Linked DNA regions of Homo sapiens: region 1 is linked to region 2. A link is an interaction called in ENCODE POLR2A ChIA-PET data of the cell type or tissue named here. Cell type or tissue: GM12878. All regions are shown on one strand. Links, peaks and the distances in the headings refer to the core of each region. The heading gives the core; the rest is flanking DNA. Region 1 overlaps KANSL1 (KAT8 regulatory NSL complex subunit 1). Region 2 overlaps KANSL1 (KAT8 regulatory NSL complex subunit 1).

Evidence for each region. ChIA-PET counts read pairs that join two places held together with the same protein. Peaks named below come from ENCODE experiments on the same cell type or tissue, not always from the same donor. Only the 100,000 strongest peaks of a DNase experiment are listed, where the experiment ranks them.
Region 1: POLR2A ChIA-PET joins it to region 2 with 10 read pairs; 23 of 35 experiments call an interaction of 5 or more read pairs at or near these places.

The regions. Positions count from the first base shown.
Region 1 is chr17:46,132,798-46,141,852 of GRCh38, forward strand. The region is part of intron 2 of KANSL1 (KAT8 regulatory NSL complex subunit 1); the gene reads right to left. Among named protein-coding and RNA genes, the nearest start is that of KANSL1, 56 kb to the right of the region's middle. In GM12878, for the core only: no CTCF peak of the experiment used is centred there; no DNase peak of the experiment used is centred there; H3K4me3 peaks cover 726 bases; H3K27ac peaks cover 2,474 bases.
Region 2 is chr17:46,182,839-46,191,893 of GRCh38, forward strand. The region is part of intron 1 of KANSL1 (KAT8 regulatory NSL complex subunit 1); the gene reads right to left. Among named protein-coding and RNA genes, the nearest start is that of KANSL1, 6.1 kb to the right of the region's middle. In GM12878, for the core only: no CTCF peak of the experiment used is centred there; a DNase peak (open chromatin) is centred at 4,300; H3K4me3 peaks cover 3,920 bases; H3K27ac peaks cover 1,682 bases.

The DNA.
Region 1 (9,055 bases), core at 540-8,539, 50 kb before region 2:
CTAGGCATGGTGGCATGTGCCTATAGTCCTAGCTGCTCGGGAGGCTGAGGCAGAAGGATCACTTGAGCCTGGGAGGTCGAGGCTGCAGTGAGCCATCATCATACCACTGGACTTCCAGCTTGGGCGACACAGCAAGACCGTGTCTCGAAAAAAACAAAAGTAAGCAGATGGAAACCTGAAGAGATAAAATAACCTGCTCAAAACCACAATCATGGAGACTGTTTGTTTAGGGTCCATTATATGCCAAGTACCAGGGTGACCACTTTTTACATTTTTAACATCAGGTCCTCACAACAGCCCAGCTGGGCCCCAATTAACAGAAGAAAAACTGAGGTTCAGGTGTGAGATGGATGGAGTAATTTGTCAAAGGCGGCTCAATTTTTAATGGGCAAAATTAACATTCAAATCCAAGTTGTATGTGATCCCAAACCCTTACTGAAACCAGGACCACTGAGTGTTCTGAGGGAACGATACCAAGCACACGCCCAGACTTCCCCACCCAAGGGCATCGTTCTTTTCATTCTATCATACCACCTTAGCTGCAATGATTTTACCATGAAACATAACCAGAAATTAGCACTTTAAAGCAACTCTCAGAAGACAGGTGGTAAACGATTCTTCACTCCAACTAGAAAGGAAAAAATGACAACATACTATGAAAAAAGCTATGAGGCAGGAAAAAGCACACGTCAAGGCATGGAGATACGGATATAGACTAGGTAATTTTGCAACCACATAAGTGAAAGAAAATTTGCTATCCAATCTTCCTATTCTCTACTCCCAAGAGCCTAGTGCTTTTGTATAGTTTTCAGCTCAGTAAAGTGCCTCCAGATTTATAAAAGCTCAATGACAATAACAAGGTATCTTTATTACAAAATAGTTGTTAAAAGTTTGATTCGAAAAATTTTAAGGAAACCTTTCAGGTAACTGAAAGTGGAGGGTAGGGGCGCGACTCATGAAGGAGTTTTTTAACCAAAGAAATGATATGATACATTTTTAAATGACCACTTCAGTTGCAATATAAAATAACAGATTTTGGAGGAAAATGTCAATACAAGGATATCAATTATCAATTATTAGGTTACTATATTGGTTCAAGGAGAGATGATGGTGGCTGTGGAGATGAGTGAAATCAACAGATCCAAGATATATTTTAGAGAGTATTGTAGAAGACTAGGAATGGGAGTGACCAGACAGGAATGAAGACTTCTAGACTTACTGCACACTGTCATGAGGAAGGATGGGGATGGAAGGGTACAGTGGAATAAGCTGGGTTTTAGCAGAAGGAATCAAGAGCCCCATTACAAACACATTAAATGGCCTGGCGTGGTGGCTCACGCCTGTACTCCCAGCACTTTGGGAGGCTGAGGCAGGCGGATCACCTGAGGTCAGGAGTTTGAGACCAGCCTGACCAACATTGAGAAACCTTGTCTCTACTAAAAATACAAAACTAGCTGAGCGTGGTGGCAGGTGCCTGTAATCCCAGCTACTGGGGAGGCTGAGGTGGGAGAATCGCTTGGACCCTGGAGGTGGAAGTTGCAGTGAGCTGAGGTCGCGCCACTGCACTACAGCCTGGGCAACAAGAACAAAACTCCATCTCAAAAAATAAAAAATAAATAAAAATAAACACATTAAACGTTTATAATGTATTTACAAGACTAACAATCAGATAAAGTCTGAACTTCAGAAAGGAGATAGAGCTGACCTGAAAATATAAATTACGAACTATTGTTATATGAATGTTACTTAAAAGACGAGGAGGCCAGGTGTGGTGGCTCATGCCTGTAATCCCAGCACTTTGGGAGGCCGAGGCAGGTGGATCACTTGAGGTCAGGAGTTCAAGACCAGCCTGGCCAACATGGCGAAACCCCACCTCTACCAAAAAAAAAATACAAAAATTAATCGAGCACGGTGGCATGCACCTGTCAGCCCAGCTACTCAGGAGGCTGAGGCAGGAGAATCACTTCAATCTGGAAGGCGGAAGCTGCAGTGAGCTAAGGTGGTGCCACTGCACTCCAGCCTGGGCAACAGAGTGAGACTCGGTCTCCAAAAAAAAAAGGGCAGAAGATGGGGCGGAAGAATAGAGATAGGAAAGAGGAGGATGTTGAGAACTAAACCCTGAGGTACTTTTAGTATTCAAAGTGTAGGGGGGTCTGGAAATCTTGTAGAGACCAGTAGGGGTTGGAGTATGACATCTTCCAATAATGAATTCTCGTTGCTGTCCCCTTATGGGTCTGGGTCTACCTGATAGTCTCTTCTGGAAGTCGGTATCACTTGTGCTTAATTTCTACTCTTTTGTGCCCTCTATACAGCCTCTACTACAAATCTTTTTTGAAGAAGCACAGGGAGAAATAACTTGGGGAAAAAAAAAAGCCTATCTTTTAGAAATAGATTCTGAAATATTTACAGATGAAATAATATGTTGTACAGAATTGGCTTCAAAATAGTCCAAGTAAGGGGTGGTCTAGATAAAAAAAAAAAGAACAGCTCTGAGTAGATGCCTGTTACAGTTGGGCAATGCACACATGGGAAGGTTCACTGCACTGGTCTCTCTGAATATTTCACAATAAAACATAAAACATAGTATGGAAGGTTGGCAAACACAAGTCCATGAGAAATCTCTCCATCTTACCCAGATTAACGAGAGATACAACCAAGGATCCACAGGTTTGATGCAGACATTCTAAAAGATTCAATTATACCAAGACTTTAAAGGTGACAGATTTTTTTCCCCTCAACTATACATTTTTTTTTTTTTTTTTTTGAGACAGAGTCTCAACTCTGTTGCCCAGACTGGAGTACGGAGCCATAATCATGGCTCATTTCAGCCTTGACTTTACTGGCTCAAGCGAGCCTCCCAAGTAGCTGGGACTACAGGCATGCCCCACCATGCCTGGCTTTTTTTTTTTTTTTTTTTTTTTTTTGGTAGCGACAGGGGCCTGCTATGTTGCCCAGGCTGGTCTCAACCTCCTGGGCTCAAGCCTCAGCCTCCCAAAAGTGCTGGATTATAGGTGTGAGCCACTGCACCTGGCCTATATTGCTATCTTAAAATGTCTCAGTGACCCAACAATTTGCCAAAGAGCATGTAGAGCAAACTAGGCTCTATTCAGCATTTCCATTTCTTAATGTATCTATTTGATTTCAATAAAATTTCATCATTTTGAAGATCTCTCCCATTAGCTTGGGAAACTACAGAAACATGCACATAACTACTGAGAAGGTATCAAGTGTTCCTACACTAGTTTAAAAAAATCATTCAACACCCACATAAATTCTGATATGCACTAGGCTGAACAGCTGTTAACCACTGAGAAGCTGGGCACTGCATCCTCTCCCTGGGTCAAAACTCTATATGCTAATCAAACAGGGTCATGTATTTGGGAAAATAATAATCCATGGTAAAAGTCACAAAAAGACCTTAATTTTAAAATGAGAATTCCTAATCTATACATTCTTTAAAAAATCTAGGGTATATAGGTTGATGTACCTTCCTTGATCAAAACTCTTACTTCTCTGAAGCCTGTCAGAGTATTTTCACCACAAGGCTTGGATTAGGTTTCATTTTACATATGCATGCACATGTTCACATACCCATAATCATCCTTCTTAGTAGTATATAGAGACGGACCATATCGTTACCCTCTTCTGCTCAAATAAATGTCTTCCCCTACAAATGCTAAGGAGTAAAATGATCCAGAAAAAGTAGAAATTTGGCATAATCAGCACTGACTTCCTCAACGGTAACATACATGACATAAACACATTAGGTAGACTGGATGCCCAAAGGCCAATCCAACCTCATGTCTTCCTGGCATTTCTCAGGCCTTTCTCGTCACCCACCCCACCTAGGTTCCACGTTTCCAAAAAAGTTCCATGAAGATTCAGGAAAAAACAAAAAGGGAGGAAAACTCATTTTATTAAATTTACATCATATCCTTCTTCCCAGGGTTCAAAATTAAATAAAACCAAAAGAAGAAAACCAGAAAGACAAAAGCACTTTTGTCCAAGGTGGCAAAACACAAGAGCAATTTAACTGCCATTATGAACCAACTTATACTAAAATAGTATTTCCTGGAATGTGTATAAATTAAAAAACAAAACAAAATGTTCATGGTTACTTTTACTTTCAGGGTTGGGAACTGAATCCCACAAACAGCAGCTAAACCTCAAAAAAATTGTAATTCCCTAATTATTTCCAGATTAAAACACTTCTCTTGAACACATGTTTCTGCTGTTCTTTGGGGTGAGTGTAGGGCACAGCTGGAGTACAGTATAACACAGAAACAGCAAGTGCACTAAGAGCATCAAATCCTTCCCCCCAAAATTGTTTATCTCTTCCAGACTCCTATTCACACTTATTCCCCTGACTTAATTTTAATTCTGCCTCTTGGCCCTCTTACCTTGTCCCTTTCTACCCTACTCACTTATTCTCTATTCATCCTCATTCTCTGAAATGATAGTCAAAATAATACTTCATGCTAAAGCATTTTCTTAAATATTTCCAGATATTCCAACTTGTTATGATCTCCCACTTCTTTAAACCAGAAGCTATTACTACTTTTAGAGTGCATACCTATTTCTGCCCCATATTTATCACATACAACTTACGTATGATTTAGTTAGCATCCTCAAACTTAGAAAATGATTCTCGCAGCCCAGCAAAAATCCTTACTATAGCAGCCAATCAATATCTATTGAAAAATACATGTACCCCCTCGATACAATTGTCATAAAAGTTTTCAGTGTGCACTTAATTTGATAATGTCACTTCCATCTTTCTGTTTTGAAAACTGTTTCGCCGGGCGCGGTAGCTCATGCCTGTAATCCCAGCACTTTGGGAGGCCAAGGCAGGCTGATCACAAGGTCAGGAGATCGAGATCATGGTGAAACCCCGTCTCTACTAAAAAAAAATACAAAAAATTGGCCAGGCGTGGTGGCGGGCGCCTGTAGTCCCAGCTACTCAGGAGGCTGAGGCAGGAGAATGGCGTGAACCCAGGAGGTGGAGCTTGCAGTGAGCCAAAATCACGCCACTGCACTCAGGTCTGGGCGACACAGCGAGACTCTGTCTCAAAAAAAAAAAAAAAAGAAAATTGTTTCATAAGAATGACTCATCCTTCAAAGGAAAAATTCAGATGAAAAGGTGTCTGCACTATGTAGTGTGTTAAAATTTGTTCTCAAGCCTCTCCAGCTACCCTCAGGAGTGAACAGTGGCAAACTGCAGCTTAGGCTAGTGAAGTGATCTGCCCTACACCATCAAGTTAGCCAAGAATAGAAGCCACATTTCCTGACTCCTGCCTTGACTCCTGATCTCTTTCCACACATGCAAATACAAGTTCAGCATCCCAAACCCAAGATCCAAAAAGTTCCCAAAATAGGAAACTTTCTGAGTGTCAACATGACACTCAAAGGTAATGTTTATTGAAGCATTTTGGGTTTCCAGATTTGGGATGTTCAACTGGTAAGTACAGCTGACCCTCTGTATTCATGGATTCAATCAATCAAACAGCAAAAATATTTAAAAAACAATGTCTGTACTGAATATGTACAGACTTTTTCTTCTCATTATTCCCTAAGCAATACAGTGTAACAACTATTTACATAGCATTTACACTGTATTAGGTGTTATAAGTAATCTAGAGATGACAAAGCATACAGGAGGATGTGCATAGGTTATACACAAATACTATCCCATCTTATATCAGGGATTTGAGCACTGTCAGATTTGGTATCCACGGAAGTTCGTGGAACAAGTCATCCAAGAATACTGAAGGATAACTGTATAATGCAAAGATTCCAAAATCCAAAACACCTCTGGTCCCAAACATTTCACATCAGAGAGACTCCACCTGTAATGGCTTTCAGTTCTGTAAATCAACAGCACATCTAGTTGTGTGAATACATACGTGGCTAAGGTTCAAAGTACTTTAAAAGTATTAAGTCCAAGACAAAGATGAGATAGTATTCCTCACCTGATCCAAGGGTCACACCTGACAGTAAGAACTGGAGTCAAAGGATCATCACTGTAACCCATCAACATAGGTACAGTTCACAATATTAGGAGAAGTCATGAAGTAACATACATACAGGACACACATAAATTTCACCTCTAACCAGGAATCCTGTGATAGAATTCATTAAACCTATTCTCACTCAACTACCCCCAGTGGCTTATGAATCAATCCTAAAGGCATCAGACACAAGACTATTACCATTACAAATTTCTAATCTGCTAAGAAGTCTTGAGTTTTAAGGAAGAAACTAGTGCCAATTCATTAAAAAGGAAGGCAGAAAAATGGAAAACCAGAAGTCTTTCATTGCTGCTCTATCCCCATAATCTAAAACAATACCTAGGACATCACAGGAAACCAATGTCTATTTACTAATGTCTATTTACCTCTTAGCCTTTATTAAAGTGAACTCATAGTATTGACATTATTTTCTCATCCTCACAGGGCATTTGACCACATTTTGGAACCAAGTTTAAAATCTTTCATAGGCCAAAAAAAAAAAAAAAGTATATAATGACTAACATGCTTTAAATACCATGACAAATATAATTAAATACTTGCTCTCACTGAATTCAAAATTTTTAGTTCCCTCAAGGTGAAGTTACTCATTTTCCATTATTTCTCTCTAACATCAATTTCTCCACCAGATTTCCTCCACCTGTGCCACTACTCACCCATCTAAATGTGCACATGTGTACTCAAGCATTCAATGAATTGCTTATTATGTACTACTCAGCACGAAGAAGCAGAGGAAACCCAGCCTTTGGAGTGATATGAACCTGACTCTACTTCTTGTTTTAACCAATTACTAAGCCTTGTGACCTCGGGAAGTCAATCATTATGTCTAGTACTCCTGTTGCCTAACTGTAAAAATGTGAAGGATTATTACGTACATAAAAGCATAATACCAAAAATAGGCACTAACTGATTGTTAGTTTCCGTCCCTCTCCTACAACAGCACCCTGACTTTGGAAACTAACCCTCCACGAACTGAAAGCATTCTCAGAATATACTGTCCTTAAAAAAAGAGGAAGGAATGAAGGGAAAGAAAAGAAAAGAAAAAGGAGAGAGGGAAGGGAAAAGGCAAAAATTTTTAAAAATACTTTTGGTCCTGGTTTACAGGCCACCACAATAATTCAAGTAAATTAGCATAATCCAGAGAGACAAAAACTTTTTCTATTTTTTACTACACCAAAAAAGCTCATAATAAAATTTCAAAGTATTAAAAAATAAATGAAAGTAATCCCTTCCCTTCCTCCATCCCAACCCATCCCATCCCTCAGAAATAATCACTGTTAGCACTCTGGTGTGCACATATACACATACACATACATACATATATATTTTTGTTGCCAAAATTTTACTGCAGATATCTGGAAAATAAAGAGTAGCATAAAGAAGAAAAATATGTAATCTATACAACCGGAAAAAATTTTAAGCTGCAAATAAGTTTCCACAACTAAATTTACATTGTAAAACACATGATGGGGAAAAAAAGGTCTTTACAATAAATATGGTACAAGGACAACTGAATATCCACTATCCACAGGCAAAATAAAATTGGATTCCTACCTCACACCATACAGAAAACTAACTTAAAGTCGATCAAAGCCCTACTTAAATGTAAGCATTGAAACTCCTGGAAAAAAGCATAGGAGTAAATTCTTCATGAACTTGGGTTAGGCAATGATTTCTTATGCTGTGACACAAAAAGCAAAAGAAACAAAAAAAAAACATAAATTGGACTATATCAAAATTTAAAACTTCTGTAAATAATAATCAAGAAAATGAGAATACAATCCACAGAATGGAAGAAAATATCTGAAAATCATCTATTTGACAAGACACTGGTCTCCAGAATATATACAAAAAACACAATTCAACAATTTTTAAAAACCAAATAACTTTAGAAATGAGCAAAGGATCTCCAAAGAAGATATACAAATGACCAATTAAGCACCTGAAACGATTATCAGCATCATTAGCCATTAGAGAAATTAAAATCAAAACCACAATGAGATACCACTTCACATTGACTAGCATGGCTATAATTAAAAAGACAATTAGAAGCATTGGCAAGAATGTGGAGAGAATGGAACCCACAAATATCGCTCATGGTAATACAAAATGGTAATATAAAATGGAAAACAGGCAGTTCCTCAAAAAGTTATACACAGGGCTACTTTATGTGTTAAATGCTGAGGATGCATAAAGGATCAGAAATTCAGATAAAGCATTCCCAGAACAGTGATTGATCCTGTTTGTTTAAAAAAAAAAAAAGACAATGTACTCAACAATTAACTAAAGTACTTGTATTTCTCTTTACAAAACTAAGTTATGTAAGAACTAAACATTTTAAATTGAAAATTGTTTATCTGGTTCTTTGAACTGAAAATCCTTTTATATTCCCACCTGTGAGTGTACACAACAAGGTGAAGCAAATGCATTAAACCCAGTAGGTCTCAGGACAGGAAGCATTTACACTCAGAGGCTATCCCACAGAGCAAAATCCACACTGAAGACTAAATCATTTCACAGAACCCTAGATTTAGATAAACTTGGAGACAGGAGAGCAGCTGAAGAGCCCTTCTCTTTCCTCAAGGTTGTCTACACATCTAAATCAACTTCACTGGGGGAGCATAGGGGCTGCTTAAGGGTCTAAGACAAATAAATTCTTCTATGCAATACTTTACATTTATTTACAAACGGTCTATCTTACACTAAGCTCAAAATATTCCACTGAGCTACTGCAGAAAATCTGGGTGCGAAATAAGAAAAGACAATCAGAGAGTGTATACTCATAAAAGGAATTAAAAAGAACAAAATGCCCAAGAATACAGTATCCTCACAAAAAATACCCTAAATGAATCTAGTAAAAATTTGGCAACCCATATTCTGGAAAGATATTCTTTACAAGTTAACCTGTATGTCTTATGCAACTTCCAAAGTCCCAAAGAAAGTAATACAAAATTAAGTGGTTTTGAGATACTAGTCAGCTTTTTCGGAAAGAGGGTTAGAGAGGACTTACTTCCTTGTATTATGAAACA
Region 2 (9,055 bases), core at 517-8,516:
TAGTTTAAGGCTTAAACTGAAACGGTCTTAACTGCCTGACAGTAAATTCTGAATTTTAGTCTTTAGAGGAAAGTCAGTCAAAGAACACCAACTACCTACTGAGTATCTCCAATAAATATTAAAATGCCTAGAGTATTCAAAGCACCACAGTAAGTACATACAAGGATGACAAGCAGCAGTAAAGAGAGACACTACTGTGTGATTTGGGGGATGGAGGCAATCCTCATACAGGCTGAGAAGTAGGCGGAGTCAGAAAATGCTTTTCAGAAAAAAGAACATCCAGGCTGAAACCTAAAGAATGAGTAGGAGCTGGGTGCAGTGGCAGGCGCCTGTATTTCCAGTTACTCAGGAGGCAGGAGGATGGCTTCAGGCAAGGAGTTCAAGGCCAGCCTAGGCAACATAGCCCCCATCTAAAAAAGCCACCCAAACAAAAACACTAATTTTTTTTTTTTAAATGATGGCCTACCATGGTAGCTCACACTTATAAGCCCAGCACCTTGGGAGGCCAAGGCAGGAGGATCGCCTGAGCCCAGGAGGAGTTTGAGACTAGCCTAGACAACACACTGAGACCCAGTCTCTAAAAAAATAATAATTAGCTGGGCATAGTGGGAGGGTCACTTGAGCCTGGCGGGTGGAGGTCGCAGTGAGCTGTTATCACGCCACTGCACTCCAGCCTGGGTTACAGAGCAAGATTCTGTCTCAAAAGAAGGAAAAGAGGAGAGGGGAGGAGAGAGGAGAGAGGAGAGAGGAGACAGGGGAGAGGGGAGAGGAGGTGAGAGAAGAAAAGGAGGGAAAGAAGGAAGGAGGGAGGGAAGGAAGGGAAGGAGTAGGGCCGGGAGAGGTGGCTCACGCCTGTAATTCCAGCACTTTGGGAGGCCAAGGCAGGAAGATCACTTGAGGTCAGGAGTTTGAGACCAGCCTGGCCAACACAGCGAAACCCCGTCTTTGCCTGTAATCCCAGCTATTCAGAAGGCTGAGGTACAAGAATCACCTGAATCTGGGAGGCAGCGGCTGCAGTGAGCTGAGATGGCACCACTGCACTCCAGCGTAGGCGACAGAATGAGACTGTCTCCAAAAAAACAAAAAGAAAGAAATGAGTAGAATTCAGCATTGCCTATACAACTACTTCAAGCATCCCATATTCAAAACCCATTCCCTGCCCCAACACCAAATCCAAAACTTCCTCCTGCTCCTCAACATTGTCTATTTGAGTTAATCATGACCTCAAATCACCAACTTACTTTTTACCATAAATATTTAATTTAAACATCTACTAAATGCCAGATACAAGATAGTAAAATATAAATTAGGTGTGAAGGTAGCCTAGCTTGATAAAGTACTGTATTTCACCTGAAGGGGTCAAGGAAGGCTTCTAGAAAAGATGACATACTGACTGAATTTTGAAAGGTGAGGTGGTGCACAGAGGGTGAGGGTTGGCAACACACAGAATGACAGGCACATTCATTCCATCCTTGGTGCCAATGCCCTAGTGCAGAACCTCATTATGTACTATAGTAATTCAGGCAGTAATAATCTCCCAACTATTCTTCCTTCTTCCTGTCTCAGCAAGCCTCTAATCTAGCGTCCACTACCAAAATGATTATTAGAAAGGGAAGAAAAAAGGAAAGGAGGGGGTAAACCTAAATCTAACCATTTAAAATCTTTCACTGACTCTAGAGTAAGGATGAGTCCAAATTCCCCACACACCATTATCTGTCCCCTTTTTACATTAGACCTCATCTCCAGCCTGTCCTCACTGCAGCCACCTGAAACATATGTTTCCTGGCTCTTCTATGCCCCTGCACCTTTACTCATGCTACTCTTTCACGGTTCAGCTCAAGGTTACATGCTCTTTCAAGTATTCCCCATTACTCCCAGGTTGAGGTGGGGTCCCTCCCTCTAGGCTCTTACCTGCACCCCCATGACACCCTGGCTATTGCTCATGGTACAATATAAACTCACAATTTTGTCTTGTCTCTTTCTTCCCCAGAGTATGTACTTTTTTTTTTTTTTTTTTTTGAAACAGAGCCTCTCATTGTCACCCGGGCTGGAGTGCAGCGGCACAATATTGGCTCACTGCAACCTCCACCTCCTGAGTTCAAGCGTTTCTCCTGCCTCAGCCTCCTGAGTAGCTGGGATTACAGGCACCCGCCACCACATCTAGCTAATTTTTTGTCTTTTTTAGTAGAGACAGGGTTCCACCATGTTGGCCTGGCCTGACCTCGTGATTCGCCAGCCTCGGCCTCCCAAAGTGCTGAGATTACAGGCATGAGCCGCCACGCCTGGCCAACTATGTACTTCTTAAAAAAGGAGGGTTATAGCTTGTTTTATCTCTGTCCCCTACAAGCAGCACAATGCCTGGCAGACAGCAGACCAACACACGTTAAGCAACCTGAGCATTCTATGCTAAACCCATCAGATGAAGATCCATTAGGACGTTAATGGGGATGTCTGAAGTGATCAACCACCTAACAAGAAGAGGCATCAACTGAACCTAGGATAGGCTTCACCCACTACAAGTTCCAGTTATTTACTTGACCAAGCACCTGTACCCAGACTAGGAAACTTTTTAACTACACTTTTTAAGCTATTATTAAATGTGGTTACACAGCATTATAAAGGTAATAGCCATCAAAATCACAAATGTAATTGCTCAAACTTTTACCCAGCAACTGCACTTCTAGAAATCTATTCAACAGAAATATTCTCATAGGTACTCAAAGATGTATACACAATGCTTTCACTGAAGAACTGGAATACAAAAAAAAAACCCTAATTAAAAAGATCAAGCCATATAACAAGTATGATCCCATTAAACATATATATATACACATATATATACACACACATATATACACACACACACACACACACACACACACACACACACACACACGGATAGGCTAGGCCCCATGGCTCATGCCTGTAATACCAGCTACTCTAGAAGTCAAGGTGGGAGGACTGCTTGAGCCCAGGAATTCAAGACCAGCCTAGACAACATAGCAAGATACCATCTCAAGAAAACTTTTTTTTCTGAAGGATGTCTATATATCAAACTATTAATGGTGTTAATCCTACTTCTATGCTAGCACTGAATTCAAATTTCCTACCACTCTTTAGCTGACAAAAGACAGAGGAAAAAAAAATCATACTTTTTATCATATCTCTTTCCAACAAGCCCTAATGGTTGGTGTAAGTGCTCCTGAACAATCCTAAAATCAGCGACTTCTGGAAGATTTTAAGAATTCTAAAGGAGGCCGGGCGCGGTGGCTCATGCCTGTAATACCAGCACTTTGGGAGGCCGAGACGGGTGGATCACAAGGTCAGGAGATCGAGACCATCCTGGCTAACACAGTGAAACCCCGTCTCTACTAAAATGCAAAAAAAAAAAAAAATTAGCTGAGCATGATGGCGGGCACCTGTAGTTCCAGCTACTCGGGAGGCTGAGGCAGGAGAATGGCATGAACCCAGGAGGCAGAGCTTGCAGTGAGCTGAGATCCCGCCACTGCACCTCCAGCCTGGGGCACAGAGCGAGACTGTGTCTCAAAAAAAAAAAAAAAGAATTCTAAAGGAAACAGGTTATTCTGGGAGGGTCCATGGCCAAATTCCTGAGTTCCCACTGAAACCTACCTTATACCTTTAGAGAAAAGTCAATTAATGACTTTTAAAAGTACATTTTTCCAATGCCAATAAAATGTTAAGTCAATACTAATATCCATTTTTCATTCTCTTGGGAGGCAAGGGGTAAGGAGTAAATCACTAAGTGCAAAAAAATACAGTCCAATTTTTTGGAGACATGCTTAAGGTCTTCAAAGAGCTTCAGTTCTCCATGGTAACATATGGAGAGTTTAATGAAACTTTCCTGACAGTTCAACTTATCAGACTGGTATTTCTTTTTTCTTTTTTTTGAGACGAAGTCTCTCTCTGTCGCCCAGGCTGGAGTGCAGTGGTGCGATCTCGGCTCACTACAACCTCCGCCTCCAGGTTCAAGCAATTCTCCTGCCTCAGCCTCTTGAGTAGCTGGGACTACAGGCATGCGCCACCATGTCCAGCTAATTTTTGCTGTTTTTTTTTTTAGTAGAGACAGGGTTTCACCATGTTAAGCCAGGCTGGTCTCAAACTCCTGACCTCAGGTGATCCGCCTCGGCCTCCCAAGGTGCTGGGATTACAGGCATGAGCCACCACACCCAGCCCAGGCTGGTATTTCTATGAAGTGTCTCTCCTATACTAGAAACCAGAAACTAGCTACAGTACTTAGCTTTGAGCCTCTTTCCCTTCACACCCTCTGGTGGAGGTGCTAACAAACAGTCACAAAGGCCAAATAACAAGCAGCAAGAGGAAAGTCTAGATATGAGTTCTTAGCAATTTTTGGTTTAACATCCTAACAACAAAATTGTTATTCCTCTTTTTTATTCCCTAATACTTACCTTCCAACTGAATTTAACCAAGTCTAACCTTAAGCTCTCCCCTTTTTAAAAAGGAATTAAAAGGTGAGGGACTCCATTAAGTTTGATGTCACTCAAGCAACTTTTTCCAAATAAGAGCAGAATCTGCTGTAATTAAAATTCAGAGTAAGATCTCATTTTGGATTCCTGGTTCAGGTTACAAGAACCAGAGTTTTTAAAATAACATTTAGATAAAACTGCACTCAATCTACCTCCACTTTGCATTTCCTGACCCTCAAAATCTTGGAAAGAAACTTTAATTCTAAAAAAATTACAGCCAGGAAAAAAAAGGGTAAGTTCACAGTCAGCAACAATAAAATACACAGCTAAATAATTTCCTGGTAGAGGGCTTTCAAATGTTAACACTGTGGAAGCAGCTTAAAATCTTGGAAAAGCAAGGCTTGCAGAAAGTAACATTTATTAAACAACTATTTTGCCGCATTGTGCTACTAAATGGGGAAGGTCTACTCTATTTAAAAGGTCTCTTCCACCTTAAAGGGACTCTTTGCATAAAGGTTTAAAATCTTCATATAAAATGTTTGATTTTTTTCTTTCAGACTGCCCAAACTCATTTGTTTTTGATTCATAAACATGAGCTGTGTTTTCTACTTTGGTCAAGTCAGTTTCCGCACTCTATTTTAGCTTTACCTTTATTCTACCAAAGACAAGAAAATGCTTAATAAAAAAAAATATATATTGCAGCTCTTTTTGGAGTCCAAGTATTTTGGTAAATCACACCTTTTGGCTTATTTTCTCCTATGTATTTTGTTCTACATCCTAAAAGGCACATGGCTTAAAAAAGAAACAAATAATAATAGTTACCCCCTGCCATACTAGTCATCTCCTATGACCCACAATCCTCCCCTCAATCTGCAAGTGACACCCAAGGATATCACTTACCTCCTATATCTTCTGATAGCCTTCAAACGCTGGTGAACTCTAGTACAGTGGATATTTGTCTTTTCTAATTCATACTGTCTTCTACAGCCATAGTGTGGTTCAACTGAGTTTTGATCTCACATTTCAGGGAATGGGAAGTACTGATGAGGGAAACTTATCTTGTCATATAAACTATTGTTCTGCACAACTTTTAGTATGCCCAGAGGTATATACGCAACTTATCAGCATAGAAACTGTAATTTAAACATACATCTTCAGAAGCAACATGAGAACTAAAAAAGTCTTAAAACAGACTTCCAAGAAACAGTTATGAAGTCCAATTTTAGGAAAAAGACATGATCCAAGTGTTCTTTGCACTGACACAGTAGGCAAGCCAGGTGTCTGGGGCCATTTTACTTAAGAACCTGCCCTGTACTCCTTTCTTAAGGTAAGTAAGTAAAGAGGCACTAAGGTAAAATACGCTTCCCAAGACATAGACTAATCAAATCACTCAAGGCAGGAACATTTAAAATGAAGAAAGAGTACAACGAAAGCTGCTTTAAAACTCTAAATAAGACAAGCAAGGGGCCAGGCCCGGTGGCTCACGCTTATAATCCTAGCACTTTGGGAGGCTGAGGTGGGTGGATCACCTGAGGTCCGGAGTTCAACACCAGCCTGGCCAACATGGCAAAACCCCATCTATACTAAAAATAGAAAAAAATTAGCCAGGCGTGGTGGTGGGCACCTGTAATGCCAGCTACGCAGGAGGCTGAGGTAGGAGAATCGCTAGAACCCTAGGGGTGGAGGTTGCAGTGAGCCAAGATCGCGCCACTGCACTCCAGCCTGGGCAACAGAGCAAAGATTGTCTCAAAAAAAAAAAAAAAAAAAAAAAAAAAAAAAAAAAGACAAGCAAGGTTATATGCTCCCGTTGCTCAACCTACTCAGGAGGCTAAGGCAGGAAGATCACTTGAGCCCCGGAGTTCAGGCACTCTAAACTGTAGCGCACAATGATTACATCTGTGCACGCCAACCTGGGAATCACAGCGAGACCCCGAGACCTCGTCTCTAAAATGAAAAAGAAACAAAATCTCTAAACCACTCAATAAGATTTACTCTGGGGCAATCAACAGACAACCACTTATTCAGTTTACCCTAGTCCCTCCCCTCTAAACTCAAGGAATGGAACGGAGAGGTCCTTTGTTGGGGGGTGGAGAGGGACAATAAAACTATATACATCTATCTAGCAAGAAAGTCGCTTATTTCTGTGTCTTAATGGACTCACCAAGAAGAAAAAAATAGCCCCTACCCATCTCCCCACAAGCTGAAAAAACATAAAAGGAATACGCATTACTCTTTAAACATGGCGTTTACTATGTTTAGAAAATCCAGTGTGGATTAGTTTGGTGTTTTATAGCACATTTTAAAAATTGCTTGTCTAGGCTAAGCGTAGTGGTTCATGCCTGTAATTCCGGCACTTCTGGGAGGCCGAGGCAGGTGGATCACTTGAGGTCAGGAGTTCGAGACCAGCCTGGCCAACATGGTGAAACCCCCGTCTCTACTAAAAATACAAAACTTAGCTGGGCATGGTGGCACACGCCTGTAGTCCCAATGGCACATGCCTGTAGTCCCTGCTACCCAGGCGGCTGAGGCACGAGAATCGCTTGAACCTGGGAGGCGGAGACTGCAATGAGCTGAGATAGCACCACTGCACTCCAGCATGGGCGACAGAACGAGACCCTGCCTCAAAAAAAAAAAAAAAAAAAATTGCTTGCCTGATATAACAAGGTAACTAAGCTTTACTCGCAAAGGGGCCTAATCAGAACCTCTCAATACTAAAATACCTTCTCAAACAACCACAACACCCCTATGTTTACAGAGTACACAAATCAGGTCATAACGAACAGAACAAACCTAAAACTTCTTATTCACTTTAAAATGCAATTAAAACCTGTGGTCAACTCAATCCTCTACAGAAGACGCAGAGACACTGGTTACAATGTAGCATTACTAGAGATGGAAGAGTAGCCTTAGTGACAGTGAAGAAAAAAGTTTAGTATAGTTACTTCACTTTCTTCTCACCTTGATATGAGTTCACAAGTGAACTAAGGCCTACTCATTTTCTAACTTCCAGAATTTTCCTCAACAGGAAACACTCACGTAACAAAGAGTGCTCTGCAGGTTTAACCAGAGAAATAACATGTGTAGGCAGGAAGAAAGAAAATCAGACAAAAATTTAACATCTCACGTTGGTAAAGCACCAAAGTCAAATACGAATGTTCTGAACGTGGCTTTCAGAAAAGATGCAAGAAAACTTCTAAAATACTTCACTTCAGTGGACTCATATAGATGGAAAGACCGAAAATCCCACCCTACCATAAAGGCTCTAATAATTCTTAACTGATCATTCTTTTAACTGGTCACAATCACAGACACTGGTATATACTCAAATGAGGTGGCCATCAGTGACAACCATCTTCACCATAATATAGACATTAAGAACCTTTGTAACATTTAATGTTTCCCTCCAAGTAGTTCAAAAAATAAAAAGTCAATCACCTCAAATTATGAGGTACTAACAAATACACCAAATATGCTAAAGGTCGAAGGAACGGCACACTTTGTTGCATAAACCTAGTGGAAATCCAATTCAGAATTTCATGACTGAAGGTAGTTATTCCACATTTATAATACATTTTTTAAATTCCCAAGGGATGAGCATTTTTACCTTGCCTTATTTTTAGAACTACACATCACACTGCACATATCACATGACATGATGTAACTGTTAGCAAAGAAAATGGTCCAAACCATTGACAATGTACATGGTAAATCAGGATCAATGCATACTCAAGAACCACATTTCGTATTTACTTTAAAAAAAAAGTTTCTTAATTCAAAATGTTTTTTCAAATTGAAAAAATGTCTAGTAACCTATGTAGAAAAAACCAGAAATGTACTTCGTATTTTATAAAATAGGAGTTTACCCAATTATGGGAAAAACTGATATAAAGAAACAGATAAAGGAATAACATACTTCTAAAACTACAGGATTAAAAGTAAAAATTTTCTAGATCAACACCGAAATGCTAATAAATACACTTAGCATTAGGCACAAAACAATTACTACTCAAAAGTATTCACTGTTGATAGGTTAAAAAAATAGTTTTAACTGACAACGCCTGTAGACAATTGAAATTTTCTAAATTGGTCAGACAGCATGCTAGAAAAGGAACCAAGTAGAGCCTATAGGAAAGGGGAAAGGGAAAACACACCCACTTAAGCCTTTGTAAATAGTGGTCCTTTAACTGACCCAAAAAGCAGAGAAAACAGAAATTACAGACCATCCTGACAAATGGAAAACATATTCTAACGTACTAGTTTCCATACTTGAAAGGACTTTCAAAATGAAGTTCAGTAGCAATCTATAACTATATCATGATTATGCAAGGCAAAGATTATGTAATTTTATCGTTTATTTTAAAATGTTCTCCGACTCTAAAACTAAAACAAGTAAAACGTTTTGATCTCTCCAAAGCGAAAAGGAAAGGTTCCTCTGAGCTGCAATTTAAAAATATAAACACACACCCCAAAACAAACAAAAAAACACAATGATTGCTAGCCACGTGACAAAGGAGATGGCAACACCAGGATTGTGAATGGAGGGGAGGGAGGCGAGGCTGGAGGAAGAGAGATTTCTCGGAACTTTGGGGACCGCGGCAGTCGGTCTGCCG